Regions from separate parts of the Mus musculus genome. Here regions 2 and 3 are each linked to region 1. Evidence: chromatin loops called from intact Hi-C (ENCODE). Cell type or tissue: gastrocnemius. All regions are shown on one strand. Each heading gives the region's core, and the rest is flanking DNA. Links, peaks and the distances in the headings are about the cores only. Region 1 holds the start of Cbr3 (carbonyl reductase 3). Region 2 overlaps Morc3 (microrchidia 3). Region 3 overlaps Dop1b (DOP1 leucine zipper like protein B).

The links. Hi-C counts contacts between places; a loop is a spot of excess contacts. Peaks named below come from ENCODE experiments on the same cell type or tissue, not always from the same donor. Only the 100,000 strongest peaks of a DNase experiment are listed, where the experiment ranks them.
Region 2: a loop joins it to region 1, with 2.2 times the contacts of the local background. A loop is called at or near these places in 2 of 42 quality-filtered maps.
Region 3: it touches region 1 in a loop (2.6-fold over the local background); 18 of 42 quality-filtered maps call a loop at or near these places.

The regions. Positions count from the first base shown.
Region 1 is chr16:93,678,429-93,688,993 of GRCm38, forward strand. It overlaps Cbr3 (carbonyl reductase 3), which reads left to right and starts at 4,791. Exons shown (of 3, transcript NM_173047.3): 1 at 4,791-5,185; 2 at 6,619-6,726. The coding sequence starts at 4,897. In gastrocnemius, for the core only: CTCF peaks have their summits at 4,363, 5,352, 7,556 (motif pointing right) and 8,746 (motif pointing right); DNase peaks (open chromatin) are centred at 4,379, 4,830, 5,296, 5,590 and 1 more place; H3K4me3 peaks cover 2,298 bases; H3K27ac peaks cover 1,945 bases.
Region 2 is chr16:93,853,072-93,863,636 of GRCm38, forward strand. Morc3 (microrchidia 3) reads left to right here. Exons shown (of 17, transcript NM_001045529.3): 7 at 18-146; 8 at 708-827; 9 at 2,345-2,442; 10 at 7,422-7,526; 11 at 9,343-9,465; 12 at 9,570-9,644. Among named protein-coding and RNA genes, the nearest start is that of Gm30881, 25 kb to the left of the region's middle. In gastrocnemius, for the core only: a CTCF peak has its summit at 5,351; no DNase peak of the experiment used is centred there.
Region 3 is chr16:93,762,195-93,772,759 of GRCm38, forward strand. Dop1b (DOP1 leucine zipper like protein B) reads left to right here. Exons shown (of 37, transcript NM_027293.1): 14 at 1-517; 15 at 964-1,235; 16 at 1,698-1,850; 17 at 3,244-3,344; 18 at 3,932-4,122; 19 at 7,200-8,832; 20 at 9,552-9,663. Among named protein-coding and RNA genes, the nearest start is that of 2310043M15Rik, 27 kb to the right of the region's middle. In gastrocnemius, for the core only: CTCF peaks have their summits at 4,948 and 7,435 (motif pointing left); DNase peaks (open chromatin) are centred at 4,938, 7,624 and 8,526.

The DNA.
Region 1 (10,565 bases), core at 1,161-9,160:
TGCAGATAGAGCACTCATATACATACAGCAGGTCTCTAGGTAAGGTGGAATGTGTGATTCCTGAACTCATGTGGTTTCAGTAAGCCACCTTGTAGAGGGAAGGGGCAGGGAGGCTGGGATGGGAGGAGAGGATTCATAGATTCAATGAGAACAGAGACAAGTTAGGACGTTCATCATATTAATTAAAAACTCTCCAGGGAGTAGGGTGTTTCTCCAAATTCACCAGGTACAGAATTATCACATAACCCGTCTGTACTGCACCTGGGAATATTCCGCATACCACAGGGGTACTTACACCTTCATGGTCACTGAGGCCTTAGACCAGCCAAGCCAGGAACCAGTCTAGACACTCACTTAAAGGCAAATGGAGAAAGAAAATGAGGGGTGTGTACACAGTGGAGTTTTATTTAGCCACAAAGAATGAAATTATGCCATTTGCAGGAAAATAAGTAGAACTGGAGAAAGAACCTTGTGCTAAGTGAAATAACTGTGTACAAGGGCAGATGCTGCCCGTTGTCTTTACTTGAACACCAGACTGATGTATGTGTGACATGAAGCAGAAGGAGGACTGTCGACGTGGAGAAGAAAGGAACTAAAGGGAGTGGTGACAGGAGAGTTTTGGAGGTGACAATGCGCAGAGCAGTGCACAGGTGTGAAAACATGTCGATGGAACACGCTGTTTTGGATGACGACAAAAAAGGGAGATTCCATCAAACCATAAGAACCCATCATGACCCGGAAAATATGCATGCATTTGAGAGTGTCCGACCGTCGTGGTAAGTCTGTGTGTCTGTCCCACAGCTTCCCCTCCACTGTTCAGTAGATAGGGACCCAGCCAGCCAAGGTTTCCATAAGACACCTGGCATCAGGCAGCTTTGTCTTCCCACACGCTCTGCTCTCCAATTATTCTGTCTCCACTAATCTGTGCCTTTCTCTGAGATAATTATTGTTACGTAAAAGGCTTTAGCATCGTTCAGCTTTTGTAACTGTTTTTAAGAGACAGGTTTTTCCAGGCAAGAGAGCACAGACTTGTGAGCTCAGCACGTGGGAGACTAAGACAGGAGGATGAAGATCCAGAGCATACCAGGGGGCAAAGCACGGGACTTGGGAGGACAAAGAATGAAAGAAAACACTGCTTTACTGACTTGCCCAGGCTGGTCTTAAACTCTTGATCTGAAGTCACTCCCCTGCCTCATTCTCCTCCCTTGGCAACCTACAGGGCATGCACTGCTATGTCCCAGTGTGTTTGATACTGTTTGTAAAAGATGCCACTAGAGTTTATTCTCTGCTTTCAATAGAGTTATTAAAGCTCATAGCAAGGTCATCAGAGAACCTTAACTAAATAGTTAGAATTAAAAGAAGTTTTAAAAAAAAATAGCATTGGTCCAAAAAGGTATCAAAAGGTAAGTTGGAAGGAGCTGATGGTGTATTTCAGCAGCTAATCATGTCTGCACTGCACTCTGGTTCCAGCACCCAACCCCAAAAATCAATATTTAAATGCCACCAGGTAGCACTTTAAGGGAAACGTGTAAACTATACTGCCTGAACTAGAAAAGAGGAAATATCTCAAACCAGCAACCTTGGCTTCCAGTTCAAGAGACATATGAGTATATTGAGCCCAAAGTGGGCAAAAACAGGAAATAAAAATCAGAAAATAAATAAAAATAATCAGGGGAAATGGAGAAAAGAGGATCAAGAACAGTAAATGTTGGTTGCTTGGGAAATTTTCTTTTAAAGATGTTAAATCTCTGCCAGACTCACTAGGGGGAGAGAAGGATGAAAAGCCAGACGGTGGTCTGTGCCTGTGGACCCAGTACCCCGCCTAGAGGCTGAGACTGAAGGATTGTTTGAACCAGGAGTTCAAGACCAACCTGGGCAACACAGTGGGACCCTATCTCCCAAACAAAGCACCGGGGTTGTATCAGAATTTGAAAAATCAGAAACAGTGTGCGGTAAGTGCCTATAATTCCAGCAGGATGTAGACGGGAGTTCAAGGTCATCCTTAGCTGAACTCATGGTCAGGCTGGCCAGCAAAAGAGTGCATGTCTTAGTAGGGAGGGAGACAGACTGGGAGGAGGGAAAGAGGGAGGAAGGGAGAGAGGGAAAGAGGGAGGGAAGGAGGGAGGAAGGGAGAGAGGGAAAGAGGGAGGGAAGGAGGGAGGAAGGGAGAGAGGGAAAGAGGGAGGGAGAGAGGAGAAACAATAGTATTATGTTCCTTTAAAAATATATATTTTGTTTTATTTCATGTCTCTGTGTGCTTGTGTGTGTGTGTGTGCCTGTGTGTGTGTGTGTGTGTGTGTGTGTGTGTGTGTGTGTGTAGGTTCCAGATCACTTGCAAGAGTCAATTCTTTCCTTCTACCTTGTTGACCTCAGTGATCAAACTCAATTCATCAGGCTTGGTGACAAGTGCCTTCCCCCTTTGTTTAATAATCACAGAGAACCACACCCTCACCAACAACTTCCTACTTGAGAGGTGTCCTGGTGTCCTATGAAATCCTTGCTGCTGGATGTCCACAACACAGCAATCTCACCAGCCTCAGAGTATGGACTTAACACAGGTCTCCATTTCCCCCCAGGCATTGACATAAAAGCCACAGCTCTCACCCTTTTTGTTTGGTTGGTTTGGGGTTTTGCTTGTTTGTTTTTCCAGGCAAGGTTTCTCTGTGTAACCCTCCCTGGCTGTCCTGGAACTCAATTTGTAGACTAAGCCAACCTTAAAGTCAGAGATCTGCCTGCCCATGCCTTCCAATTGCTGGAAATAAAGGCATGCACCACCACCACCTGCTCTCAGCTCTGATCCTAAAGAAATTTATCCTGGGGGCATTTTGAGTGACCACGGCCTGGAAACACAGAATTAGGATCCCCAATTTATGTTCCAACTCAGAAGCACTTTCCCGAGGGTTTTATAGTTTCCCAGAGGATGTCATGAATCTTTGAAATCCATGGATGGGCACAGCAGAGAGGCAGGTACAGTGAGACGGAGCTGTTCTGTGGGCCCAAGATGCTACCTCAGGACATTCTTAGCTCTCGGATTGCTGGAAGCCAGTGTCCCACCGCGTCAGTAGCATCTAAGAGGCTTTTATTTATTATCACGAGATGTTGGCTCAGATTTGACAAGGAGAAGTTGTTCCAGAAGCTAAACCTAGTCCAAGATACTTAACCTCTGAACCTGCAGAATCCCAGTCTCCCCACAGCAGCCTGTCCTTCAGTCTCTTCAGGCACAGAACTCCTTCCAGGAGTCTTGTAGACAGCCAGGCACAACTTCTTCTCAGGAATTCTCATTCACAAGGATATGCTAGGCAAGTGCTCCATCACCGAACTACACTCTGAACTCCCCACTGGTCTTTAGGAGAGAAAGCAGAAAAAGTTGTCCCGGACTCTGTAAATGTTACTCCCATTGCTGCCTTGATCACATAACCAAAGAAAAAGCGATTTAAGAGCGGGTTTATCCTGGCTCACAGTTCGAGAGTCCAACACTGTGGGGTCCTAACCACATGAGCATAAGACAGATGGTCAAACTGTGTGTGGGGGTTGGGAGGAAGGGGGCGGGGTTCCCGTGTATGCAGAGGTCAGAGGTTGACAAATGTCTTCTGCTATTCATCTCTTCCTGATTCTTTGAGGCAGGGTCTCTCACTTGAACCAGACCTTGCAGACTTGGCTAATCAGCTCGCCTCCGGAAATCCTGCTTCTGGGGTCACACAGCAGCCACACTGCCCCACGTTGTGTGGAGCGGGGATTTGAACTCTAGTCCTCATAACCTTCACCCACGGAGCCAGCTCCACAGCCTTGGCCCAGCTCACTTTCTCCGTTTCATTCAGTCCAGCATCCCAGTCCCTGGAACGGTACTGAGCTTAGGGTGGGCCTCCTACCCCAGTCAGCCTAACTGAGAAACTCCCTCAGAGACAGGCTGAGAGAGAGGTCTGTCTCCTAGATCCTCTCAAGTTAACATCACAGGCAGGCTAGGCCCCCACAGAGCTCACCTTCCTCACCTCATTTGAAACAGAAGGTGGAGTCCGTAATAAGAGGCTAAGGCAGTTTGGCCGGATCAGCTCGGGAAACGCTGAATCACTGTGAGTGAGGACTTAATTGTCCTTCAACCTCACAATCCCTAGCCAAGTAGGATCAGCACAGACTCGATTCCACCCAAGAAGGGAGGAGGTCTGATTGCGTGCCCACACTTAGACACGCCTGGAATTTTGTTCGTAGGTTCAGCATCTCCTTGGGAGATGACTCGCATAGACTGAGACCAATGCAGATCTATCTGCATACCCAGTACACTTGGAATAAACCAAAGACCGGCACTGAGGACTCCCGTACTACTCAAAACAGTTCGATAAACATGAGCCTTCTCTCCCACGTGGGGGCGCACCGAGACCTCCAGCCGCGAGGGCTCGCCCACACCTGTTCAGTCTACTCCCAGGCACTGTTCCCTGAAGTCCCTGAGCAAACCGCGGGGTGTGTTAAGTAATCTCAGAGCGAGTTCCGCAGAAGCAAACATTTGCATTCTGCAGAGAACGACGGGTTCTCGCCCAAGAAAATTACGGAGCATTTGTTTTCCTCCTTTTGAAGTTTCCCCAAAATAGTTGTTTCAATCCGACTGCCACGAGTCCTGCTGACCCCTTCCTTTGGGAGCAGCGCTTGTCCCTGACCACTGCTTAGCTCGGAACCAGGATCTCTACACTGGCCGGCGGGCGGGCGGGCAGGCGAGCGGGAGGAGGCGGACCCTTCGGGAACAGACGGCTCCTCCTCAGAGGGGAGGGACAGGCTTCTCAAGGCCTTGCTCTCTAGCAGTCGCAGCGCCGGGTCCCAGAATCTAGTCCTACGCCACGGTTTTGACCACGCGTGACCCGCTGCCCAGCCGGCCCGGCCATCAGGTGGTCCGTGTGTCCCTCTGACATGTCGTCCTGCAGCCGCGTGGCCCTGGTAACTGGGGCTAACAAAGGCATCGGCTTTGCGATCACGCGTGACCTGTGTCGGAAATTCTCCGGGGACGTGGTGCTCACGGCGCGGGACGAGGCGCGGGGCCGCGCGGCGGTGCAGCAGCTGCAGGCGGAGGGCCTGAGCCCACGCTTCCACCAGCTGGACATCGACGACCCGCAGAGCATCCGTGCGCTGCGCGACTTTCTGCGCAAGGAGTACGGGGGACTTAACGTGCTGGTCAACAACGCGGGCATCGCCTTTAGAAGTAGGTGTGGGGCTCCAGGAGGAGGTGTCCCGGGGTTTTCCGAGGGTGCTGGGCAGTGAGCCTCTGGGATCCGGAGGCTGCGCCATCCCGCCTGGGTGCACCCGGCTCGCGCTCTGCGTGGCGAGTTCCCCCGTGCGGTGACTCGGGTGCGGGCCCGCCCAGGCACCCCACTCCATGCCCGACCCGGCCGGCGGCCTGTGCGGGCCTGTGCTCCGCCGGAGGCCCTCCTTGGAACTTTCAGCTGCGCCTGTTTGGAAGAAAACCGGTCTCTTGGGAGGGGACCACGCCTTGTCAAGCTCATCAGCTTTCTGTCCCACGCACGAAGGCTTTTCTCAGAGAAGGGTCTTCCAAAAAAATAGGGTTGGAGCTTTCGCTTCGCGTGAAACAAGGGCGAATTCATAGATGCCAGTAGATATCTGCTGAGGACAGGAAATGGGTCGCCCGGACACAATTAGCGCCCTGGCACGATAGTGGGTTTCCTACCCGCTTTAATGGAGCGTTTTGAGAGGCTCTGGCAAAAAGGAAGCGAGCTCTGCTTCCCTCCTCCTCGGGGAACTAGGTTTGTTATTAAACTTGCAAGTGCGGTTTGGAAATCATCTTCCTTTAGGGGAAAAAAAACCCAAAAAAACAAAACAAGATCGCTTACTCTAACAAATGTCCAATTAGCAAAATTATCCAGTTGCCATGTGCTGGAACTGAAACAAACATTCCAGCTTCACTGAAAATGCTGAGAGAGCCGGAGACTAACGAGGGAGGGAGACTATTGTGCAGCCGAAAACTCTCCAGTTGGCCCTGGACACCCATAGGCGCCTTGCGTGAGAGCCAAGACACCCTTGTACCCGCACTTCCAAACTCTGGCATGTGGGCTTTGGGGAAGGGGAGGGGCGAGCTCACCACCTCAGCCACTCTCAGCGTTGTCGGATGGAAGGTTTGGTGAATTATGGCCCTGGAGGTTCATACTTAAATGTGGGCCATGTGTATGCAAATCTGAGCAGCAGCTGCCCCACCACACAAGCTGAGGTCTTACACCAGCCTCACCAGAGCATCTTTTCCCAACCTCCAGGAACCCTATTCAAGCTTGAGACAGGAAGATCAAAACTGAGTGTTCTTGAGACGCGACATGAGCGTGGCTGATGAGAAACTTGAGGTGTGGACCAGAAAGTTCTTTCCTTATGCTCTTAAGACCTTTAGAATGATCAAGTTCTAGTTTAAAGGTGTGTGTGTGTGTACTTTACAGATGTGTGTATCACCACACTCAGCAAGACTGTCCTAAAGTTAGTACACTTTCCCTTTAGCTGTTATGTGATGAGATCCAACTTGGCCACACGAGTTTCAGAGGAAAATGTAATTCTTTTTTCTTTTCTTTTCTTTTCTTTTCTTTCTTTCTTTCTTTCTTTTTTTTTTTTTTTTTTTTTTTTGTGTGCTTTTCAAAGTGGATGACCCAACACCCTTCGACATTCAAGCTGAGGTGACACTGAAGACGAACTTTTTTGCCACTAGAAATGTCTGCACTGAGTTACTGCCTATAATGAAACCACATGGTAAGTCCAAAGTAGGACTACTGTCCCTCGGGAAGTGGCCCTCGGTCCCTCAAATAGGGCAACCAACAGGGACCACTCAGGGCTGCCATTTGCTTGTGAGATGGAGGGTAAAAACTGCCTTATTTTATCAAGGTGTCTGGCTCTGTACTTGAGCCTTTTGGCTGTGGTTGTCAGAACCCTGTGGTACTGATCAGTTCTTGGGGTCTGTGTCATGAGCTCAACCTCCATCACAGACTGCAGCATGGCCCCAAAGGTCTGTGACAGTCTTAGAGAGTTGCCCTCCTGCCCCCGACATTGCAAGGATGGGCCCACCCCTGACTTATCTGCCATTATAACAGTCCTTCTGTTCCTTTCTTATGTCAAACAAACAAACGAACAAACAAACAAAAAGCTTATGAGAAGGTGTTTTTCTAAATGTTGTCAGCTGAGAGAATCCGAAAGAAGTAGTTTTTTGTGGGGAACACCTTACCTCCAGCCCATGAGGGTTCAATATTTATTATTAATTATCATTAGTTTCCTTCTAATGTTTATTGGGTGCCCACCATTATACCCAGCACTGGTAGTAAAAACTGGGCCCATCATATACAAGAGGACCCTTTCATCCACAGAGCCTGGAGCTGAGCTGGGAGATAGAGATTTTCTAACAAAGACTCTAAGGTGTGAGATGGCCAACTTGATAGAGAGAGGCACTTCTCTGGGGATTTCCCTTTTCTGAGATTGACTGTGGTTCTGAGGGGAAGCGCTGTTGTTTTGTTGTTGTTGTTTTTTTAAGGCTTTAATTTATTTTATGTATGAGTACTCTACCTGTATGTGCATCTGTTCACCAGCAGAGGGCATCAGATCTCATTACAGATGGTTGTGAGCCACCATGTGGTTGCTGGGGACTGAGCTCAGGACCTCTGGAAGAGCAGTCAGTGCTCTTAACCTCTGAGCCATCTCTCCAGCCCCCGGCTATTGTTTTTAAAAAACATAATGTTCAGGGCCAGAGAGAGAGAGTTCGGAGATTAAGAGCACTTGTTGCTCTTGCAGAAGACATGGGCTCAGTTCCCATGGTTTCCTGCACCTATATAGCTCACAGCCATTGGTAACTCCAGTTCCAGAGGATCCAACACCCTATTCTAACCTCTTTGGGCACAGGGCAATGTGCACATACATACATACATACATACAGGCAAAACACTCATACAGACACATAGAATAAATAGAAATTAAAAAATTTAATTTTCTTAATATTTTGAAAGAGAATTAGCTCAGGATTTAGGAGAATTGGGTTCCCGCCCCCCCCCCCTATTTTTTTTTTTTAAACCAGGATCTAACTCTACAGTGTTTTCTGGCCTTGAATTTGCCTTGTAGACCAGGCTGGCCTTGAACCTCTGACGCCTCCCCCTGCCTTTGCTTCCTGGATGCTGGGATCCCAGGCATGCATCCCTATCCCAGCTTATCTGTAAGAAAATGTCAGTCTGAAAACTGTAGTGAGAGCTGAACTTGGACCCCTGCCCGCCACCTGCTCACTCCTCCCTCATTTCTTAGTGGGATGGATTCCCAGGAAGTCTCAGCCCCCCCCCCTCCCCCCCCCCCCCCCCCCCCCCCCCCCCCCCCCCCGCACACACCTGCGATCCCTGAACTCAGAAGCCCAGCTTGGCCTTCACTGCCGATTGCCTGATCGAATAAACTTCATTCTGTTGAAATAAGAATTACAGCATCAAGTGAGAGCCAAGCCATTTTGAAAGTTAAAGGAAAGCTCTCAGAGGTAGGGGGAGGGGCAAGAACCAGGTGAACCATCTTTAATCAAGCCTGCAGCTTCCTGCCCTGAGGGATCTCTGACTGATAGGGCATCTGCCTAGGACAGGTGACTTGGCTACACACTGTTCGCTGAAAGACACCGTGCTTACTATCACGGACTTATACTTTCTGTTTAGCTTTTAGCACCTTACTTTCCAGGATCCTAGGTCTTGCTTACTCACTCAAGACAAAAAATAGCTTCAACAACAATTAAGTCACTAGAGGGAGCTACTTGCCTGTTCTTTCTTTAAAAAACAAAAACAAGTGGAAGTTGTTTCTGTATGCATGGAGACACACATAGACACACATGCACAAGCATGCATGTGCACACACACACACATGCACACTCATGTGTGCCAGACAATGCTGCCGCTGGTAGATGGTGTGGTGTCGTCCCTCTTAGAGCTGGCTGGACCATCTGGTTAATAGGATGATCTTTGATCACCCTCCAGAACCTCCCACACATGTGTCCCCGCATCAAAGAGGACACAAGATAACTTCCCCCTATAATGTGGATTAGAACTCCCTCCAAGGCACCTCGCAGCTCCTACAGTTAGTGTTTATTGTCTTCCCTGCCCTCTCCCTCACTCCCTCTCTTCATTCTCTATACACTTTGCAGACCTAAAACTTCATAGTCCAAGCTGGCCTTGAACTCACAGCCTCCCAATTGCTGGAATCATATTATGAACCCTACTGCCTCTTCAGTAGCTGTGAACTTTTGCCAATGTGAATATTAACTCATATTCATGAATTGGTTCATTGTCATGTTGCTGGTATCTTAGACTAATGAAGTTGGAACCAGAGTGGAGAATGGGTCTCCCTCCAGGGTGGCTTGGATGAAGTTATCACTAGAGATACACTTCTAGGAGAGGCTCAGGGATGGAGGTGGCTGCCCACAGCCCTAGCCAACTGCACATCTAGGGAATTGAGAGCCTTCATCCTGAAGTCTCCTTCAAGGCACTGTTCCTTGGGATTCAGGTGATAAGAAGGGGGATTATTTGTGTTGAAAGAGGAGGTTTTTGGTTTTGTCTTTGTTTTTTTGTTTTTTTTTTTTTTAATAAAACGGCCTGATGATTCTGTCACCTGCCATGGTGACTTGGCTCTAGAGATAGTCACAATAGGTACGCCGGGTCTGGTCTGGGGTATACTCCAGGCTTTTCTGCCATGACAACTGCTTTAAAAAATGAACACAGACACGATGACAACTAAAGGGTATATCTGCTCAAGCTAGGTGGAAGTTAGAGTTCTGAACAAAGGAAAACCTGGGTAGCTGATACCAGAAGAACTGAGGATCTCAATTTGCATAGCACATCCCATCCTGACTGAGCAAGTTCTTAGGAGGCTGATCCTGGCCTGCAAGTGGGATGAGTTTGCCCCTGTGGTATTTTTAACTTTGAGGCTTGGGTGGCCCTTGGGCCCTGGGTATCTGTTTTGTGGCTTTGTTGTGAAAACATGAAACAGATGTGATCCCAAGGATTCCTCCCTGATGCAGTACTTTAGTTTCCTTTTGGGTGGTCCCCAGCTGCCACAGATCTGCAGACCCATGAGGCAACCATCTTTAAAAGCAAGGCTTCTCAACCTTTCTCCACCAGTGACCTTTTCACTCTGGGGGAAATTTTAATGCAACAGCAAGTATATGAAATTGGTAAACCAACATTTTCTGATAATGAACCATCAAGACATTTCATTTAAAATGATTCTTTTAAAGCTGGGGATGTAGCTCAGTTGTTATGGTACTTGCCTGGCACACCGAGGAGGTCCTCGGTTTATATATTCCTAGTAATATATAAATTGGATATGATAGCAAATGCCTGCACTCCTAAGGTGGAGGCAGGAGGATCAGAAATCCAAGGTTACCCTCAGCTGCCTGTAGAGAGTTTGAAGCACAACCTGAGATACATGAGACTCTGTCAAAAAAAAAAAAAGCACATAGAATTTTACCAGTTAAGATTAAGGCAAATTTGCATACTAATGAGATGCAGTTCTTCTTTATTTACATAGAAGTTTAGATCCTGGTTGAGTAATTGGTGCTGCAGGATGCAGCAAATCTTCAACAC
Region 2 (10,565 bases), core at 1,449-9,448, 170 kb after region 1:
GTTCTATTTCTTTGCAGGCTTACTGCAGCATTTTATACCTTAAACCAAGAATGCAGATCATCATACGTGGACAGAAAGTGAAGACACAACTAGTTTCAAAGAGTCTTGCCTACATTGAACGTGATGTTTACCGACCTAAATTTTTAGTATCCTTTATTTATAATATGTAAGCATAGCAAAGCATATTCAAAATCATTTGCTATTTTTCTTTTTATCCTTATAACAGTTTTTTAAATTTCATTTGTGTGTGTGTAGATCAGAGGACAACTTGCAGGAGTCCTTTCACCATGTGTGTTCCAGGGATTAAACTCAGTTTGTCAACATACTGGCCAGCATCTTTATTCTCTGATCTATCTCACCAGCCCTCTCTCATAGAGTTCCACGCTCCAGATTGCTTTTCTACATCTACTTTAGGTGTGATTCTGGACACTGGCTGATTCCAAGCCCTCTTAAAAATATTTATTTTTATTTTATGTGTTGAGTGTTTTGCCTTTATATGTATTTGTACCATTTGGATACCTGGTGCCCAAGGAGATCAGTAGAGTCTGTCAGTCAGATCCTGTGGTACTGAGATGGTTGTGAGCTGAGAATCCAATTGTATCCAAGACGAGGTCATCTGTCCAGCCCTGTATGTTGGGGTTTATTAGTAATATAGACTGGGTCATTGGAAGGGAATGAATTCAGAATTTTCCTTAATATTTTTTAAGACTAGAACAGTGAGAATTACTTTTGGATTCAACTGCAGAAATAAAGATCACTATGGGATAATGATGTATCACAAAAACAGACTCATCAAGGCTTATGAAAAAGTAGGATGTCAGTTAAAGGTAAGATTTTTATACCGGTAGTGTATTAGGTTAGAGGTCATTTTAATGTGGTTTTGTTTTTTTTCTTTTTGCTCATGACTTTTTTGGTGTCTTTTTTTGAAGGTGGGAAGGGGTGTTTGTTTTTTTGAGACAGGGTCTCTTTATATAGCCCTGGCTCTGCTGGGATTCACTATGTAGCTTAGAGTGGTCTTGAATTAATTCCAGGAGATAGATCTGCTGACCTTTGCCTTCCAAATGCTGGTATTAAGGTGTGTGCCATCCCACCTGGGTAGGCATCAGTCGTTTAAAAGCATTCATTTCTCATTTGATTCCCAGTAGTCTGTCCTACAAGAGGAGAGAGAGAGAACTTATTTTACCTTACAGGTTTGGAAATTGGCACTGGTAAGTATATAGCTTGCTGGGAAGTATAGTTCTGAGGTACAGAAGTACATCAGTGTTTTAAAAACCAGCCTGAAAACCAGTACCCGATAGATTAGCACTGTGCGCCCCCCCACCCCCCTCAGGTTGGCAGGCTTGGTAGCAGGAGCCTGTTCACTGACCTGTCTTTCTGGCCCTAGAATTACTACTGCCCTTTAAAGTAACTTTTATTGTTGTAATGTTTTTTAGGTTGTTAGTCATAACCTACCATGTAGTTTGTTCTGTATATGTTGGAGTATCTGTGTTTTTGAGATACTGGGTGGCAGTTATGAGAATAAGTTGTCCTGGTACAAGGTTTGTTGTTTGATTTAAAAATGAAGCACTTGGGCTGGCGACATGGCTCAGCGGGTAAGAGCACTGACTGCTCTTCCAAAGGTCTTGAGTTCAAATCCCAGCAACCACATGGTGGCTCACAACCATCTGTAATGGGATCTGACACCCTCTTCTGGAGTGTCTGAAGACAGCTACAATGTACTTACATATGATAAATAAATCAAAAAAAAAAAAAGAAGCACTTGAGTGAATTCTCGCCTTCTTCTTGCACAGGGCCTATGTTAGTCTGTGTGCCCTCCTACTTTAGTGCCCACTGCCAAGGTGAGCATATGCTGCAGAGTTTAGGGTTAGGTGCGTTCTCTTTCTTTTCCCCGTGTGTTTTGGTTTTTGTTTTCCTTTATAGTCTCAGTTTTTATAGCATGTCTTATGAGTTGTGCATAGCACGGCAGTGTGGACTTGTTTAGACTGCAGCTCAAGCGTCCGTCGTGTGCTGGTCAGAGGTGTCAGGGTGCGCACTGCTGCTTCTCAGCGCAGCAGGACTGTTCATGTGGGGAGGCGGACTGTGACTCCCATGGCAGGGGATACTCCCTCCGCTTGCTTATCAGTTTGCACACTTCTCAGCTAAACACATGTAGAGTGGATTTGGAAGAAAACTAATATATTTAGGAAGTATTTTTTTAAAAAATCTAAGCACTTACTCGGAAATTTCATGGGAGTCATATAAGATAAAGTATGGTACAGTAAGTTTATGATGTAAATCTTTGTTGAAGGGTATAGCAAGCGTCATGCTTGATGTCTAAAATGCTGTTTTATTATATATATTTCAGGCAAACAACATGGGTGTTGGAGTGGTTGGAATTATAGAATGTAATTTCCTTAAGCCAACTCATAATAAGCAAGATTTTGACTACACTAATGAGTACAGGTATGTTGCCCATTTAAGTCACTAATGCTCTGAGGAAATGTGTTAATAAGATGGCTAGACTAGTCATCCCTCCATTCCTTTAGCCAGAGGATGTATTTGAGATGGGCTCTTGTGTAGCATAGACTGGTTTGACCCAACTATAGTCTATACTGCCTTGAACGTCTGAGCATCTTGCCTATATATACCTTCTGAGTGCTGTGACTACATGTACCCCAGCACCATGCAGGCAGGAATTTGCTCTGTTGTGACTCAAGAGTAATATATCACATTGGGAAAACCAGAATTGTATTACTCTGCTCGTGGTGGGATGCATGACAGCTTGTGAGATGGAAGAAGTCCTGTCAGTTCTCTTTTCTGGATGAGCCACTCACTGTTTTAAAGAGTCTCTTTTTTTAAAGTGTGTATTATATGTATGCGTCTAAGTGTGGGTCTAGCATATGTGAATGCAGGTGTCCAGAAAAGATGTTGGGTCCCCAGGAGCCAAAGTTTCAGGAGGTTGTAAGACAGGTGCCAGGAACTGAACAGACAGACGTCATATGCAAGAGCAATAAGTTATAAGTTCCTTTAACTTCTGCACCATTTCATCACATCCATAGAGTTTCTTTCTGGATTTTTTTTTTTTTTTTATTGCTATGATACAACACTATGACCAAGGCAACTTAGAAAAGAAAGCATTTAACTTGGAGCTTATTTTACAGAGGGTGAGTATGTGACCATCACCAATAGGAGCATGGTGGCAGGTAGGCATGACGCTGGAACCGTGACTGGGAGCCTACATCTTTGTCTACAAGTGCAAGCCAGAGAGAGAAAGCTGAAAAATGGTGTGAGCTTCTGACACTTCAAAGCCCACCCCATAGTGACACACCTCCTCCAAGGCCACACTTTCTGATTCTTCCTAAATAGTTTCACCAACGTGGGGACCAAGTATTTAAAATATGAGCCTATGTCCCCCATTCCATGGCCCACATAGGGACATGGCTGTAATGCTGACTACTCTCAGTCCAACTTTAAGAATCCTCAGTCTTTGATACTCTCAACACAATTCAAAAGTGCAGAGTCTCTTGTGGGACTCAAGGCAGTCTCTTAACTGTAACCCCTGTAACATAAAACAGTGAGTCACATACTTCCAAGAATGGCTTGGAATAGACATTATTATTCCAAAAGCAGGGAGTGAGGACAGTAAGGAAATGCTGGACCAGAACAAGACCAGAACCCATCCAGACAGACTCGCCCTGACGCTCCATATCTGATGTAAAAGGCTGAGATGACTGACTCTTCTGTCTGCTGTTTTGTGTTTGCTTTTGAGACACAGTCTTTGTAGTCCCTGCTGTCCTGGAGCTTGTAGGTCAGGCTGGCCTTGAACTCACAGATATACAGGTTACGTTTGTTTGGTTTTATGTTTATTTTGATCGTCTGTGAAGTCAAGAGAGTAAGTCTGGGAGTCAGTTAGCACACTCCGGTCATCTGGTTGGAGACAAACACCTGTACTTCCTGAGTCACAGTGGAGACCTCTTGGATAGTTTGAGTATTGAAAAACCAGCATCCTTGATCACATTGATTGATAGAAAAGCAGAAATACCAGGCATCTTCATATACACAGAAAGATGCACTTAAAAGTCAGTACCCGTCTGTGAAGTTTGTTGTTCTGGGTTTTTGGTTTTTTTATTTGTTCATTTTATTTTATGTACATGGGTGTTTTGCCTACATCTATGTCTGTGTACCCCTTGTGTGTATTATAATACCTGTGGAAGTCTGCAGAGGGCTATGGATCTCCTGGAACTAAAGTTACAGATGGTTATGAGTTGCCATGTAGGTACCAAGAATCAAACTTGGGTCCTGTTGATGAATACCCTGTGTTCTTAATCACTGAGATTCCTCCAGCCTTTGCTTGATTGAGATAGAGTCTCACTGTTTAGATCTGGTTGGCCTGGAACTTGCTATGCAGATTGGCCTGGCCTTAAACTCACAAAGATCTGCCTGTCTCTGCCTCCTGAATACGGGAATCTAAGGTGTCTGCTACCACACCCAGTCCCCACTTGTGAGGTTTTTAAAGGAACCTTTATACTTATCAATTGAAGGGCATGTTAAACAGTTTATAAAAGGCAAGTGAGCATAATTTCTAATGGTAATTATTGGTAGGCTTCCTCTAAAAGTGAGAGTGAATGAGAGTGGCAGCTATTACATTGTTCTTAAGGCAGTGGCTGGCCAAGTGGCTCAGTGGGTAACGTGCTTGCTGTGCAAGCCTGGCAGCCTGAGTTTGATCCTCAGGGCCCATGATAAAGTTGGGAACAGAAGAGAGAACTCCTGAAAGTTGTCCTCTGACTTCAGCATTTATAACAACACACACATAATATGCGCGCATGAGAACACATAGTGTACAGATTGAAAGACTGGAAAGAAAAGTAACTTTTTCCAGTCAGAGCTGGGCTGCTGACTTAAGACCTATAATCCTAGTGGTGGAAAGCAGAGTAGGGCAGGAGAATTGAGTGTCAAACCCTCAGGTCTATAGACTGAGGTGTGGGACCCCGGCTTAAGAAATACTACTAATAAAGGGGCAAAATCCCCTTCATGGAGTACCTGTGATCAGAAAATATGAAGACCTATAAACTAAGCCACACAACATTGTAGGTTGGGATTCAAACCTCAGATGTAAGTTAGTGTCAGTACTTAATAGGTCGGTCACCTGTTTTACATTCCTGCAAGAACTGTCAGGGCGGGCTGGAGAGATGGCTCAGTGGGTAAGAGCACCCGACTGCTCTTCCGAAGGTCCAGAGTTCAAATCCCAGCAACCACATGGTGGTTCACAACCATCTGTAACAAGATCTGGCGCCCTCTTCTGGAGTGGCTGAAGACAGCTACAGTGTACTAACATATAATAAATAAATAAATCTTTTATTAAAAAAAAAAAAAAAGAACTGTCAGGGCCGCCTAAGACAGTCAGTCCTGCAGAAGAAAGCAGGTGGACTAATCTTGAATGTTTATTGTTTTTTCTCTACTTTATAGTATTTAATCATTGTTAGAGTACACTAAATGTATACTGAGTCTATTTTATGTAAGGATAGACAGATGGTCTTTCATAGCCATTTATGCATCTGATGGTATGGTTTACCTCAGAGATTACAATGTCATGGGAGAATGACGATTTGTACAGAAATGCTGTCTGTGGCAGTCCTAGAAGTAGAGCTCAAGGGTTCCTTCTCACAGGACAGGTGTCCCACTACTGACTCCCCAGCCAGCTAGGCAGGGGTTTATACAGGACCAGAAACAGACAAGAACCAAACCCTCCAAAATAAAAAGGGCCTGCTTGATGTGGGTAAAGAGTATCCCTGATGCCTGTGCAGATTATCGGCTAGTTTTCGAAAACCAATAGTTTGTTAACTAAAGCTGTATATTAATGTACATCCTCTGACCCTGTTCCCACTCTGGGTGTATTCTCAGGAGAAATTAAGGTAGTTGCATAGCTTGAGGTCTGCATATTGATAGTCATTTCTCTCTCTCACTGACACAGATGTAGGCCAGATTAGACCAGATTAAAAGTAGATAAAGGCAGGTTTATTAGGAGGCAGCTCTCAGGTGGGTTCACTGATCTTACAGGTGGAGGTCACACATTCAGGATAAAGCAAAGGGGATTTATAGCACCTAGGCAAGGCACGATGATGACATGCCAGCAAGGAGCTGGGGTTGTGTCCGTACATGGTCAAAAACTGAACCCCTGGGCGGGAACTCTCGGGTGGGTTGCTGGGAACTGATGACATGAACTAGAGTTTTCTCCAAGCAGACAATGTGTGTACACGTATGTGTATGTGTGCTGTGTGTGGTCGTGTGTCTGTGAGTACAGGACTGGGAATGAGGGCACACGGGGTTTCCCAGCTTGTGCAAGGGATGGGCAGGGGTTCCAGCCTAAGGTGTGATGATAAAAAGATTAGGAAGAGTCAAAAAATGTTGCACTGGGAAGGAAGATGAGTTGTCGTCTGGGCATCAGCGTGTAGTTTTATAAAAGGATGTCCTGGAGGGGGTCAAAGTAAAACTCCAGGAATTGAGTGGGAGTGAGTCGCATTGCGATTGCTGTCTGTAATACTCACCTGCCAGACTTAAATATGAAAATCCAGTTTGGGAATTTTTGGCCTTCCTTCTCCTCTTCCTCCTCCTCTTTCTTCTTATTTTCCTCTTCTTCCTTCTTTCTTCTTTCTCTTCCTCCCTCCTCCTTTCTTTTTCTTTTTCTTTTTTTTTTTTTTTTTCCTTTCTCTATGTAGCCCCTGCTGCTCTGGAACTTGCTCTGTAGACCACACTGGCCTTGGAAAACATGGAAATCTGCCTCTGCCTCCCACGTGCTAGGATTAAAGGCAGGCCCCACCATTGCACAACAGAAGATCCCTTTTTAAAAAAAAGCTTTATTTTAAATTCTGAGTGTCACATTGACTTTAAAATCTGATGTTGGCAGGGCATGCTGGCACATGCCCTTAATCCCAGCACTCGGGAGGCTGAGGTGGGCAGATCTCTGTGAGTTTGAGGCTAATCGTTCTACATAGTACTTCTTGAGTAACTAGGACTATGTAGAAAGACCTGTCTCAAAAGCACTTTACATGGCAGCAGCAGCCACGAATCTGTGAGTGATTAGCAAGGAGCCTCTGGCCTCTCAGAAGTTGATAGCCAGCAGAGGACCTGGTGTCCTGCCCTTCTGGTTGCATCATACATATTAGACAAGTGCAGTGTAGCTGACCTTACCTCTAGGCCACTCCGTCCCTTTTCTTTTGTTTCTGCTCACTCCTTACCTTCTAGATAAGTCTAGGAGCTTACAGTGGCCTTTATAGAAAAGAAGATTAGTATAAGAAAAGTAGCATGCTTGAATGGAGATTTTTCCATTCTCATATTCTTTTAATCATTACTAGAGTTCGTTGTTTTATCTTTACCTTTTAAAAATTGACCTTGAATTGATATTTTCTTTTTTCTTGAATTAATGTTATAATTTTTTTTTAAAGGCTTACGATACTAGCACTAGGAGAAAAGCTGAATGATTATTGGAATGAAATGAAAGTGAAAAAAAATGCAGAATATCCTGTAAACTTGCCAGTCGAAGACATACAGTAAGTACTGAGCACTGAATTTTGACATACCGTTAGAGATGATGGTGCTGCTGTGGCCTTCCACAAGCTCAATGTCATGCTAAAAAGTGAATCCACACACTCCAAATTAGTGAGTTGATGTTTGTTAATATCATTTATTTCATCTTGTTTTGTTTTTTATTTAATGTGTATGGGTGTTTGCCACTCTGCACTACCTGTGTGCCTGTTGCTTGCAGAAACTAGACAAGGGCATTGGGTGTCCTTGCACTATTGAAGAGGCAGCAGTAACCAAGGTGCTGGCCCTGTGCCTTTATAAACATGAAAAACTGCCAGCAAAAGTTAATTCAGAGATCTCAGGAAACCAGGGTTGTTAGCTTTACTTCTTGCATTGTAAACTTTGAGTTCATTAGAGGTTTTGTGTTAATAAGGCCTTGTTTATACAGAGCACCTCTTAAGTTTTACCCTGGGTCCACTGTTAAGCAAGCCTCTGAGGTGTAGTCCAGCTCTTGTTTTGTGTGGTTTGCAGGAAAGTCTCAGTAAGTTTTCTCTGGGTCTGAGCTTGAACTCCTGCCTTTGCCTCCCGAGTGCCTTGCCCATAACTGTTCTAAAACTGCACTGAGAACATTACTCAGGAGGGAAGAGAGACATAGCTCAGCCAAAAGGTGCTCTCTAGCAAGTGTGAGGACTCTAGAATCCAGGTGAGATGCTGGGCATGGGGTCATGCACTTGTAATCCCTGCTTGGGCTGGCTGCTCAGTCAGCCTTGCCTGTGTGGTGACTTCTAGGCCAGTGAGAGAACCTGCCTCAAGAAACATAGTGTATAGTGTTGTTAAAGAAAGACTCTGGAGGCTAACCTCTGGCCTTCATAAGCACAAGTATACATGCATGCAAACATACGAAGACAAAGAATTACTTTGTCAACCATATACCTTTGATTCCAGTATTCAGGAGTCTGAGGTAGGTGGATCTATAATTTGGAGGCCAGCCTGGTCCCCATAGCAAATTCCAGGCCATCCAAGCCTACTCATAATGATACCTGACACAGAAATCCAAAAAAAGGGAGAAAAAAAAAAGTTTGATCCAGTCTACAGTTGAAACCCTGTCTCAAAAAGAAAATCTTATATAAAATGAGTCTTCATAATTTCTTTCTTTTTTAAATTTCTTACTTAAGTATATGGATGTATTGCCTGCTGTATATCTCATGGATGTCTGTCATCCCCCTGGCTGTCAGATCCCTGGAAGCGGAGTTAGAGGTAGTTGTGAGAGTGGTGGGACTTGAACCTGGGTCCTCTAGAAAGCAGCTCGTGCTCTTAACCAGTGAGTTGCCTCTCTAGCTAGCTATACATAACTTCTTTCTAAGACTTTTCTCTCCTTCCCTCTCCCACTTCCCACCTCTGATTTTCAAGACAGTGTTTCTCGTGTAACCATGGCTATCCTGGAACTTTGTTTATAGACCAGGCTGTCCTTGAACTCAGATCCACTTGCCTCGCCTCTTAAGTGCTAGGGTTAAAAGAGAACATTCTCCCCTGCTCCTAACCCCTTTAAAGGCAAGGTCTCAGTGCAGGCCTGGCCAGCCTGCAACACAGACATCCTTCTGCCTTCCAAGTGCTAGGATTAAAGATTTTTAAATTGTTCTATTCAAATTGGTGTGTGACTTAACTCCTGAAAGTTACCAATATTTGAAAACTTAGTTTTATATTACAGTAAATGCAGTTTAATCACACAATTTTCAGGATTGGAAATAAGCAGATATATAGTGTGGAAACAACTTAGTAAATAAAGGAAATACTTCAGAGTTGATAATTCCACTTGACTATTTTGTTTTTGTTTTGTTAAAGGAAGCGTCCTGATCAGACATGGGTTCAATGTGACGCTTGTCTAAAGTGGCGAAAGTTACCAGATGGGATAGATCAGCTTCCAGAAAAATGGTATTGCTCCAATAACCCTGACCCACAGTTCAGGTACCATATAGTTGGTGGCACCCTTTCTGGAAAGGCAGAAAGTACTATTGGGGGTGTTTGAACAGTGCTTGTGATGTGTTATTCCATGTGATTTTCCTGCCTAGAAACTGTGAAGTTCCGGAAGAACCTGAAGATGAGGATTTAGTGCATCCTACTTATGAGAAAACCTATAAAAAGACGTGAGTGTTGTGCGAGGGTGGTGAAAAGTGATGTCCAGACCATGAGCAAGGCTTGTCCAGTGTCCTGTGTGTCCAGCACAGGTACCACCTGCACTGATGGCTGTCCTAGCTTCACATATTTCACCGTCTGAGTCCTATTAAGTGACCTGTGCATAGACACTTGCGTTAATGAGCTTATTAGTCTTGACAGAAAAAGTAACATGTACAGTGACAGAAATTGAGGAGCCTGGGCCCAGAGGTTAAAAGACACTGGCTGTTTTCCCAGAGGATCCAGATTTGACCATGCAGTGGCTCTCAGCTGCCTGAAACTACGTTTTCAGAGAGCTCTAAGCATATTGTAAAGCCCTTAAGTCTGGAACCTATTTTCCTGGCCAGTCAGAGTTTGTCAGTTGTCTCTGTTTACCGTGCAACAATTACACTGGTTGAGTTTGCTTAGAGGTGGATACCCCATGAAGATTCTGGAGTAATGGCCTCCTAGAGAGATTTCTAGCTATGTGCTTATCTGTGCTTAACAATCTCCAGGGCGGAGGAAGACTTCCGAATAGTGACCACATAAAGTTATATTTAGAACTTTCCTAAATAGACTCAGACGTGATTTTTTGGGGAAAAGACATAAATTTAAAAAGTTCCTAAGAATGCAACATGCAGAGACCTAAAACCCAAAAGTGAGAGACAGAGTGACAGCAATGACAACGTCCGGCTCAGCACTGCTGGGACTGTGTCAACAGCTGTGCTGGCGTGGTGACTGCCATTGCCAGTGATATGGCTGTGCCAGAGGGCATTGCTGTAATAAATCTTTACAGGTGTTACAGTCGTTTGGATAGCTTAAGTAGTGTGTCTAGTGATAAGCAGGAAGCGGAGGTGGGATAGGTGAAGTAGGGCTACTCTAATACACTGAACATAGAAGGCTAAGGGCTTCTC
Region 3 (10,565 bases), core at 1,426-9,425, 84 kb after region 1:
TCTGCGGAAAGAGACGACATCTGGAAGAAAGACGGGACCATGCAGGCGACATTTCTCTGCATCCAGGAGCTCATTGCAAACTTTGCCAGCAAGAACATCTTTGCAGCGTCGCTGACTGTGTCTGGGGAGGAAAACAAGCCCGAGGAGCCCCCAGGGAAGGGCAACAAGGGCCAGACACAGAGCACCGAGCACCCTGGCAGGAAGAGCTCCTGGGACCCTAAGCCCATCACCGTGCCCCAGTTTAAACAGATGCTTTCGGACTTGTTCACGGTTCGAGGGTCTCCCTTTAAGACAAGAAGCTCAGAGTCGCTGTCGTCTGTGCCCAGCAGCCCACACAGGAAGGCAGCAACCGAATGGGGTGTTGACCAGGTGGTCGTTGAGTTGGTGGGCTCCAAGGAAGACTGCAGGGAGGCCTTGGCTGCCGCCTGCCACCTGCTGCTGGACTGTGCCACCTTCCCTGTGTATCTGTCTGAGGAGGAGACTGAGCAGCTATGTGAGACGCTCTTCCAGACTCCAGGTAAGAGGGAGGTTCTCCCAGGGTGTGGTCAGTCCGTTGGGAATTCTGTGACAGGCTCGATGCTCAATTACACAGTCATGTCCACCCAGAAGGGGGCAGGGAAAACCCTCTTGGTCCAAATGATCAGAAATTCAAACCTTTTGACACAGGTACATGGTTTGGGGTCATTTTAGATCAGGGAAGATCACCCAGCAACTCTGCAAACACCCCCAAATCTGAAAACTCTGGAATCAGAAGCATGTTGGGCACCAAGCCTTTGGTTCGGGGCTCTGTGCGGGCCAGCCCATTTCCTTCTGCTCTGCATCAGTGGCTGTTGTATCTGCTTCTGACTCCTGTGTCAACTGTGTCTGACTTGGCACCTAGTTTCTGTGTAGATGGGGCTGGTCTCAAGCTCACAGAGCCATGCTCACCTGCTCCCCTCTCTCCTCTGGCTGGTGTCCTTTTAGGAGCCAGCGATTGCAGTTTTCCTCCGTGGCTGAAATCCCTCATGACAATTTGCTGCTGTGTGAGCGACTGCTCCCTCCAGAACATAGCCATCGCCACACTGCTGGAAGTGATAAACCACTCCCAGTCCCTCGCTCTTGTCATCGAAGACAAGATGAAGCGCTACAAAACCTCTGGGAACAACCCTTTTTTTGGCAAGTTACAGATGGTGACAGTCCCTCCCATTGCTCCTGGGATACTGAAAGTCATTGCCGAGAAAACAGACTTCTATCAGGTATTTCCCCCAGGGAACATGTGTGTGGTTCATGGCCGTTTCCTCGGACTAGAATTGCTGACTGGCAAAGGGGTTGAGCTTGTCCAGTGTCATTTGGGGGTTGGAGGGACCTGGGACCGGCTGGTCTGTCTCCAATCCCAGCTCCTCACTGTCTGTGCCTCTCAGCAGGCCAGGGCAATAGCTTCTGGTCTCTCTCAGCATGTAGCTTTTACCCTATAAGCAGGCTCTGGCAGGACAGTTGGGGCCCAGCACTGTGCTGTACCCCGGCAATGGGACAGTTAAGGTCTTGACCAGGCAACTCCTGGTGGGCTTTTCCTTTGTCCCAGCTGTGTCTTGTGACGTGATGATGGGTCTCATGTAGTAAATGTGAATAGAAGCCAGTCTCTAGGACAGGCTCAGATGAAAGGGAAAAGGCACAGGTGTTTCCATGCTTTCGTGGTCTCCACTCCCTTTTCCCTGCAGAGGGTGGCTCGTGTGCTCTGGAACCAGCTGAACAAGGAGACCCGTGAACATCACATCACCTGTGTAGAGCTGTTCTACCGCCTGCACTGCCTGGCCCCGACTGCCAACATCTGTGAGGATATCATCTGCCATGCCCTCCTGGACCCTGACAAGGTGAGCCTTGCTTGCATCTGTATCCTCTGAGATGGCCATCAGGCTGCTGAGTCTGTCCCACTTTACCTGCCCAAGGCAGGTTGTTCCCACTCAAGCTAAGTCTCTGCTGGGCTCAGTAGATGTCCCGATGCACACAGGTGATCTGAAAGCAGGCTGGCAGATTCCTGGGAGCTTGAGCCGTTGCTTTTGGGGTCCTGATAGTGCAGTTGTGTCCAAGTTGAGGCTCACCATAGAATTCTGACCTGATTCCCTGAAAGTCAGGACGTGCAAGCCTCTGGAGCTGTTCGTAAGGATTCCTACTTGCAGAGAGTTCTTGTCTCCTGAGAGGTTCCTGCAGTTGATTGTCCTTGTTCTTTAAGGCCATGGGCCTGATACTTTGAGAGGATATGAAGAAACTGTGTTCTGTGTTTTCCTTGGACCACAGCACTTCGATGTGATTCTGGACACAGACTAACGCCAGGTCCTTTTAAAAAAAAGATTTATTTTTATTTTATGTGTATGTTTTGCTTGTATGCATGTATATATGCATACTCTGTGTGTGGGTGTGTGTGTACATGTGTGCGTGCCTTGTGCCCATGAAGGCCAGAGTAGGCCCTGGCTCCCCTGAAAAGGAGTTGCAGATGGTCATGAGCACCACGTAGGGGCTAGGAAGTGAACCTGCATCCTCCCCGTCTCCAGCCCTGGGTGCCAAATCTTAAACACATAATTCACTAAGCACACATCTAAAGCCAGGAGAGGGAGTACACACCTTTAATCCCAGCACTTGGCAGGCAGAAGCATCTCTGTGAGTTCCAGGACAGCTGTGGCTGTGCAGAGAGAACAGGGAAGTGGGAGGAGGCAGCACTTTCTCTTCTGGCCGAGGCTTCTCTGCTGGCTGCTTTTGTTATTCACATATTTTTACATTTATGAATCTGTGTGTGTGTGTGTGTGTGTGTCCTAGCACTTGTATAGAGGTCAAAGGACAACTTGGAGGAGTCAGTTTTCTCCTACCCTTGTGGATTCCCGAGATTGAACTCATCCTACTGGACTTGGCCGTGAGCACTTTTTACCCCCAAACCATTTCTCTGGTCCTGTGCTCATTATTTAAATGACACTTGGCGCTGAGCCTGCTGTGACAGGGGTATGATTTCTTTATGGGAGGCTGGGGCAGGAGAATTCCAGGTTCGAGACCAGCCTGCACAACTTGGTGAGACCTTGTGTGAGAATTATTTATAGATAAATAAATAAAGCAAGCAAACAAGGTTAAAAGAGGGTGGGAGGGTAGGGTGGAGCAGCTGCTAGGCATGTTCAGGGCTCAACACTAGTACCAGAGAGAGAGAGAGAGAGAGAAGCCTATGGTGACTCCCACAGCATTAGGGTGAAACCAAGCCCCTCCATTTGTTTCTTCATCCAGGGAACAAGGTTGGAAGCTCTGTTTAGGTTTTCTGTGATCTGGCACCTGACACGAGAAATCCAAGGTAGTCGTGTGACGTCCCACAATCGCTCCTTTGACAGGTAAGGCGGTTCTTCATTGTGACCCACTACCCTCGGCCAAGGGAGCACTGCAGAGACCCCTAGACATGCATTAGGCTTCAGTGGGAGCAGCAGCAAAGCAGCCAGCAGGATCATACGTGGGAGTCCATGCTGCAGAGGACAGAGTACCCACGGTCCTCTGATTCCATGTAGCCCGGTGTGAGACTCTTACGGGGGCATCAGTGTGGTGGGGTGAGGGAGCCCACCCTCCTCAGAATCCCTGTGAGGCTTTGCAGTTGGCCCAGATGAGAGGACGCCCAGGGGGATGAGCCTGGCCCAGACCTCATCAGGCCACCCATGCTCGGTTTCACTTGCTGCATCAGCACCTGTGTGCATAAGATGTGTTCTTTGGTGAATTAGACTCCGCTTTGTCCTTGCCCTATGCCCACTGAGTCTCTAAAGGCACAGCCACGAAGCCAGGCACACAGCCTGTCACTCACTTGGTATGTAAGGCCAGTATGATGAAGCTCCCTGGGGTATCTGGTTCAACCACAGGAGCTTACTGCAGGCCGTGGTGCCTGCCATGCAGGAGCGGCAGAGTGGGAACTCGGTGGCATCTCTCCCCACAGGTCCTTGTTTGTCGTCCTGGATAGCCTGGCTTGCACAGACGGTGCTATCAGTGCAGCAGCCCAGGGCTGGCTGGTGCGAGCGCTCTCCCTCGGGGATGTGGCCCGCATCCTCGAACCCATGCTCCTGCTGTTGCTCCAGCCCAAAACCCAGAGGACGTCCATCCAGTGTCTCAAGCAGGAGAACTCAGCCGGTGAGCAGCCTCACAGTCCTGGGGGGCGGGGGAGGCAACAGGTGCTGCACCCACTGCTGTGGGTGCTCACCGCTCACACGAGTGACTGTGCCTTGGAAACTGATGGGGACATTCACATTTTAAGCACCACAGGAATTAGCACTTTGGACCAGTAGGTGTGGGTTGCTGTTTTCACTGAAAAGTCATGGCTTTGTTACTGAGAGGAAATATTTGAATCATGCAATATATATTATTATTAGCTGTGGTAACCTTGCTGTGCAACAGGACACTAAAAACTCACCCTCTTAGGTAAGAGTCTCCATACCCTCTGGCCAGCATGTCCCCTTGCCTTCCTCACCCAGCCTCTGCTCTTACTTCACCTCTGTGGGAGTAGATTCTAAATGTTGTCACTATAAAAGAGATGGCAAGGTGAGTTGTGTGTGTGGTTTGTTTAACCACCCATGGTATAAATGCACATTTAGAAAACCACACTGCATCCTGTCAAGATGGGAACGTGTCATCTCCAGGTGATACACTCTTTCAGGTTAGTAGCCCACATTTTAATAAGCACAGGGATGCTCTATTGTTTCACAGGAGAAAACATTCCATGTGTGTCTCTAGTGCACAGTAGAACCCCCTCACCAGTGCCCCTTGCCTAGCAGAGGGGTGGTGCCGGGTGTAAGCACCATTGTTAATGGAAGTCCCCGAAGCCCCTCTGCATAGATTTGTACCCCTAGTCTGGGACAGTTTCCGGTTACTAAAAATGTCACCTTCCTATGAAATCTGGTCAGTTGTCCCTTATGTTTGTCCTAGTCTTACGGGGAGCAACAGTGCCACCCTAAGGTGGGTGGAGGGAAAGGAAACAGTCTCCTTTGTGCAAGGCTCATCCCAAACCTGCAGTGGGGGTGGAGTGGGGAGTGGCCTACCTTCTCCAAGAGACTGAATTTATTCCACAGCCTAGAAAAGGGATGATTGGAGAACTACACACTACACACCTTCATTATGCTCTGCATGGCAGCTCTATACTTTAGTATTTCTTTTGTCTTTTGTTTTATTTGTATGTGTGTGAGAATAGATGTGTGCCACACACACACATACTGTATGGGCACATGTATGCCATGATGTGTGCCCCCCCCACACACACACATACTTTATGGGCACATGTGTGCCATTACACCTGTGCAGATGTGTGCCCCCACACACACATACTGTATGGGCACATGCTGCCATGGCACCTGGGCAGAAGGCTTTTCTCTCTCACTGTACAGGTTCCAAGGATAGAACTCGAGCCATCAGGCTTTGTGGCAAGCAAGCTGTCCTGCCAGCCAGCTCCCGCCCCTCCTCTTTCTCCCTTAAAAAAAAAAAAGAAAAGAAAAGCCCCACTGTGTGGTTCTTCGGTTTCTGTCTCCCCACTGCCTCATTACTTCCTGTTTCCTTCCTGGTGCCAGTGTAGCTGCTCCCTGGCAGTACAAGAGAATGAAGAAAGGGAGGTGCCGCCTGCCTTGCCATGTCTGTGCTGCTATGGACTGTGCGCTCACAGGCTGTCCGTTTCTGGCTTGCAGGCTGTCTTGTCTCTGGCTTGCAGGCTGTTTGTCTCTGGCTTGCAGGCTGTCTTGTCTCTGGCTTGCAGGCTGTCTGTCTCTGGCTCAGGCTGTCTGTCTCTGGTTTCCACTGTTCCTTCCTCTCTTCACCCTGCATAGACTTGTTGAAAACTACTTTACCAAGAATTTTCATAGTATCAAAATCTTTGGATTTTCACCTCTCTTAAAAAGAGAATTGATGGGCTGGAGAGACGGCTCGGGTTGAGAGCACCAGTTGCCCTTCTAAAGGACCCAAGTTTAAGTTCCAACACCCACATGGCAGTTTGAAACTATCTGTAATTCCAGTTCCACGGGATCTGATAGCCTCACACAGACATACATGGAGGAAAACACCAATGTAAATCAAATTTAAAAGAGAGTTGGTATTTAAAAGTGCTGTATACTTTCTTATTGCAGAAGTGTTACTGTGTCTGTTTTAAAATTTAGGTAGCGGCATAGGAGCTCACAGCTGCAATTCCAGCACTCGGTAGGCTTGGACAGGAGGGGCATCACCTGGAGACTGTTTGGACCATTTAGCAAGCTCCTGTTTAAAATGATAACAAAAGTGAATCAAGCTGGCACGGGAATGCCAACTGGGTGACAGCACTGAGAAGACAGTCCCTGGAGCAAGCTGCCTAGGGAGACTAGCCATATCTGAGAGTGCTGAGCTGAGACGCCAGCCTCAGGCCTCCTCACATGCACACACATGTACCCACACACATTTGAGCATACAGTGCATAAACACATACAGAAACACCATGAATGCACACATACATGCGCAGAAAAAAAGGAAGAAAGAAAAGAAAAGAAAAAAATCCTCCAAAAAATTCAGAAGTAAAGGTATTACACAGAGATCCCGACAGTGTCAGCGGATGAGCTGGGCAATGCTGGTGGGTGGCAGATGCTGTGTGAGCTGGGCACTTTCTCCAGTGGGCTCCTTGTGTAGCTGGATGCTCCCTCTCACGTCCCTGTACAGACCTCATAGTCATGGGCATTGGCACGAGCTTTACAGCCCAGCGGCGTGTCAGGTGCAGGCATGCCCCTCACCATTCCTGCGCCCTTTCTGTGGCTCTGGGGTGGGCACACTCTCCATTTTCTCTACATACTGTTCTAGCGCGTGCCCCATCCTCACAGCTTTGAAACCTGCTGATGTTTCTGTGGAATACATTTCCAAAGAGGGAATTCCTAGGGAAAAAATCACTTATGTTTTTCCAAAGTGTAACTAATGCTCACAATCCCTGGATATTGCTAAGAGCCGGGTGCCCAGTGCACCAACCCCAAGCTTATGCGGTGCTGGGGATCAAACCCAGGGCCTTCCATACTCTAACTTGACACTCTCCCAACTGAGATACCTCTTCCAGCTAAAGGACAATTTTACAATGCTCTGTCTCTGTTTTGCCCATGACTTGATACAGTTCCAGTGGGCATTGTCTCCTTTAAGCCAACGATCACCTCAGAGCTAATTTGTCATCTCTAGCAATTCTGGTTTAAAGTCCTTTGTCATTTTGTGATTTCCAGAGGATTTACACCGTTGGTTTAACAGGAAGAAGCCCACGTGCAAAGAGGCGTGTGGTGAATCTGAGCCGCAGGAGGGTGCCCCTGAGGAACGCCTGCCTCGAGGACAGTTCACCACCGTGGATCGAGAAGCCATCTGGGCTGAAGTAGAGAAGGAACCAGAGAAATGCCCACCAAGAAGTGATCTAAGTGAGGAAGACCTGCCCTACTATGTGGACCTTCCAGACAGGATGACCTCTGGTGGCGGGGATAGCAGTGAGCACACAGAGTCTGCAGACACGAGCTCTGGCCACACTGACAGTGAGAACACATCCACTTTCTCATCTCCCTCCCACGATCTGCAGGACCTGAGCCACGAGGAAAACTGCTGTGCTCCGATCCCCATCGGGGGCAGGGCATACTCCAAGCGAGCGGCCTTGCTGGCAGCCTTCCAGCCAGAAAGCCCCAGGTCCAATGCCAGGTTAAGCCTGGTGCGAGCAGACTCAGACAAGACACAGGCTTCCGAGTCGTTTTCCAGTGACGAGGAGGCTGACGTGGAGCTCCAAGCCATCACCACATCGAGGCTGTTGAAGCAGCAGAGGGAGAAGCAGGAGACAGTCGAGGCCTTGTTCAAACACATCTTGCTCTACCTGCAGCCCTACGACTCCCAGAGGGTCCTGTATGCCTTCTCCGTACTGGAGGCCGTGCTTAAGACCAATCCCAAGGAGTTCATTGAGGCTGTGTCCAGGACGGGCATAGACACCAGCTCCACCGCGCACCTCAACCTCATCTCCAACCTCCTGGCACGCCACCAGGAGGCCCTCATCGGCCAGAGCTTTTATGGCAAGCTGCAGACCCAGGCCCCCAATGTCTGCCCCCACTCCCTGCTCATTGAACTCCTTACCTACCTCTGCCTGAGCTTCCTCCGCTCCTACTACCCCTGCTACCTGAAGGTCTGCCACAGGGACATCCTTGGCAACCGCGACGTGCAGGTCAAGAGCGTGGAGGTCCTCATTAGGATTACAGCACAGCTGGTCTCCATGGCCAAGTCGGCGGAAGGGAAGAACACGGAGTTCATCCACAGCCTGCTGCAGAGGTGCAAGGTCCAGGAGTTCGTCCTGCTCTCGCTGTCCGCGTCCATGTACACCAGCCAGAAGCGCTACGGCCTGGCCACCGCCGACCGGGGCGGCAGGCTCCTCGCGGAGGACAGCCTCTTTGAGGAGAGCCTCATCAATCTGGGGCAGGACCAGATCTGGAGCGAGCACCCACTGCAGATCGAGCTGCTCAAGCTGCTGCAGGCCCTCATCGTCCTGGAGCACCACCTGGGCCAGGGCCAGGAGGAGGCGGAGACTCAGCCGGCCCTATCCCGAGAGTGGCAGAGGGCTCTCAACTTCCAGCAGGCCATCGGTGCCATGCAGTACGTGCAGCCCCACCCCCTCACCTCCCAGGGCCTTCTGGTCTCAGCTGTGGTGAGAGGGCTGCAGCCCGCCTATGGCTACGGCATGCACCCCGCCTGGGTGAGCCTGGTCACGCATTCCTTGCCATACTTTGGAAAGTCTCTGGGCTGGACAGTGACACCCTTTGTTATCCAGATTTGCAAAAATTTGGACGATCTGGTCAAGCAATATGAAAGTGAATCTGTCAAGTTCACCATCAGGTATGCTGGAATCTTATTGGCAGATTTTGTAATAAATGTCTCTGTTGCCAAGGCAGTTGAAAGATAATCAACCCCCTCAGAAGGCTGGGGACTGTCATCAGCAGGAGTGTACCTGCTTCCATCCTTTGGCTTTAACCCCACATGTCTCCTGCTAGCATCTATGAACCCGAGGGTCCATCTGGATGGCCTTACATACATAGTATACACGGGTGAGCTCTGTGCTAATTGATACCCTGTGTAAATAAATCCACACAGCAACCCAGGCCTTCTCAGAGGTGCCAGCCAGTTAGTTAACTCTGTTAGTTTTGCAAAATAGAAATAAACAAAACCAGAATCAGCTTTAGAGTAACTCTAAAACACCTAAAACCATTTTTCAGTAGTGACTTTATAACATAAAGCAGCACCCAAAATGCCCGTGCTTTCGGGAGCCCAGTCAGTCAAACACAGCGAGTCGATCGCTGTGTTCTGTGTTTACGTGTCAGGCTGCAACCTTCATGGCCTTATGTTCTTTCAAATTCTCAAAACCAATTTCTTGTTTTTTAAATATTCTTCTAATACTTACCATTGTGTGTATGCGCGTGTGTGTGTGCATGCATGTGTGTTTTCAAGGACAAGATGGGATGCTGTTCTTTTCTTCTAAGTTGGTTCTGGGACAAACTCAGGTCACCACCTTTACCCCCCATTATTTTATTTAACAATTTCTCATTTCTTCTCCATAGTACAACCTCAAAGAAGGAAAACATTTCTCCTGACTACCCGCTCACTCTTCTGGAAGGTCTTACGACCATTAGCCATTTTTGTCTTTTGGAACAGCCTACCCAACATAAAAAGGTACATTTCCCTCCCCGCTAGAATCTGAGGCAAATTGTTTGTTTTGTCTTTCCTCGACTGTGACTGTGTTATGTACATAATGATACATGAATGATGCAAATGTCATGCAAATATATGTGAACTGCAAATGAGAATATAAATATATGAGGTCTACATGTGTGCAATATGCAAATATGCAAGATATTCAAATGTATATACAAACATAGGTGTGTATACACAAGAAGCAAAAGTCGGTGAGTCCTTCAGCCTTTGCTCACTGATCCATCAGCTGGCAATAGTGGTAAGATAGAAAGCAGATTGATTGACTTTCGGCTTGCTTAACTCGTGTGTGTGTGTGTGTGTGTGTGTGTGTCTGTGTGTGTCTGTGTGTGTGTCTGTGTGTCTGTGTGTGTCTGTGTCTGTCTGTCTGTGTCTGTGTGTGTGTATGTCTGTCTGTGTGTCTATGTCTGTGTGTGTCTGTGTGTGTGTGTGTGTGTGTGTGTGTGTGTCTGTGTGTGTGTCTGTGTGTCTGTGTGTGTGTATGTCTGTCTGTGTGTCTATGTCTGTGTGTGTCTGTGTGTGTGTGTGTCTGTGTGTGTCTGTGTGTGTGTCTGTGTGTGTCTGTGTCTGTCTGTGTGTGTCTGTGTGTGTGTATGTCTGTCTGTGTGTCTATGTCTGTGTGTGTGTGTGTCTGTGTGTGTGTGTGTGTGTGTGTGTGTGTGTCTGTGTGTGTGTCTGTGTCTGTCTGTGTGTGTCTGTGTGTGTGTATGTCTGTCTGTGTGTCTATGTCTGTGTGTGTGTGTGTCTGTGTGTGTGTGTGTGTCTGTGTGTGTGTGTGTGTCTGTGTGTGTCTGTGTGTGTGTGTGCGTGTGTGTGTCTGTGTATATGTGAGTGTGTGTGTGTGTGTGTGTGTGTCTGTGTGT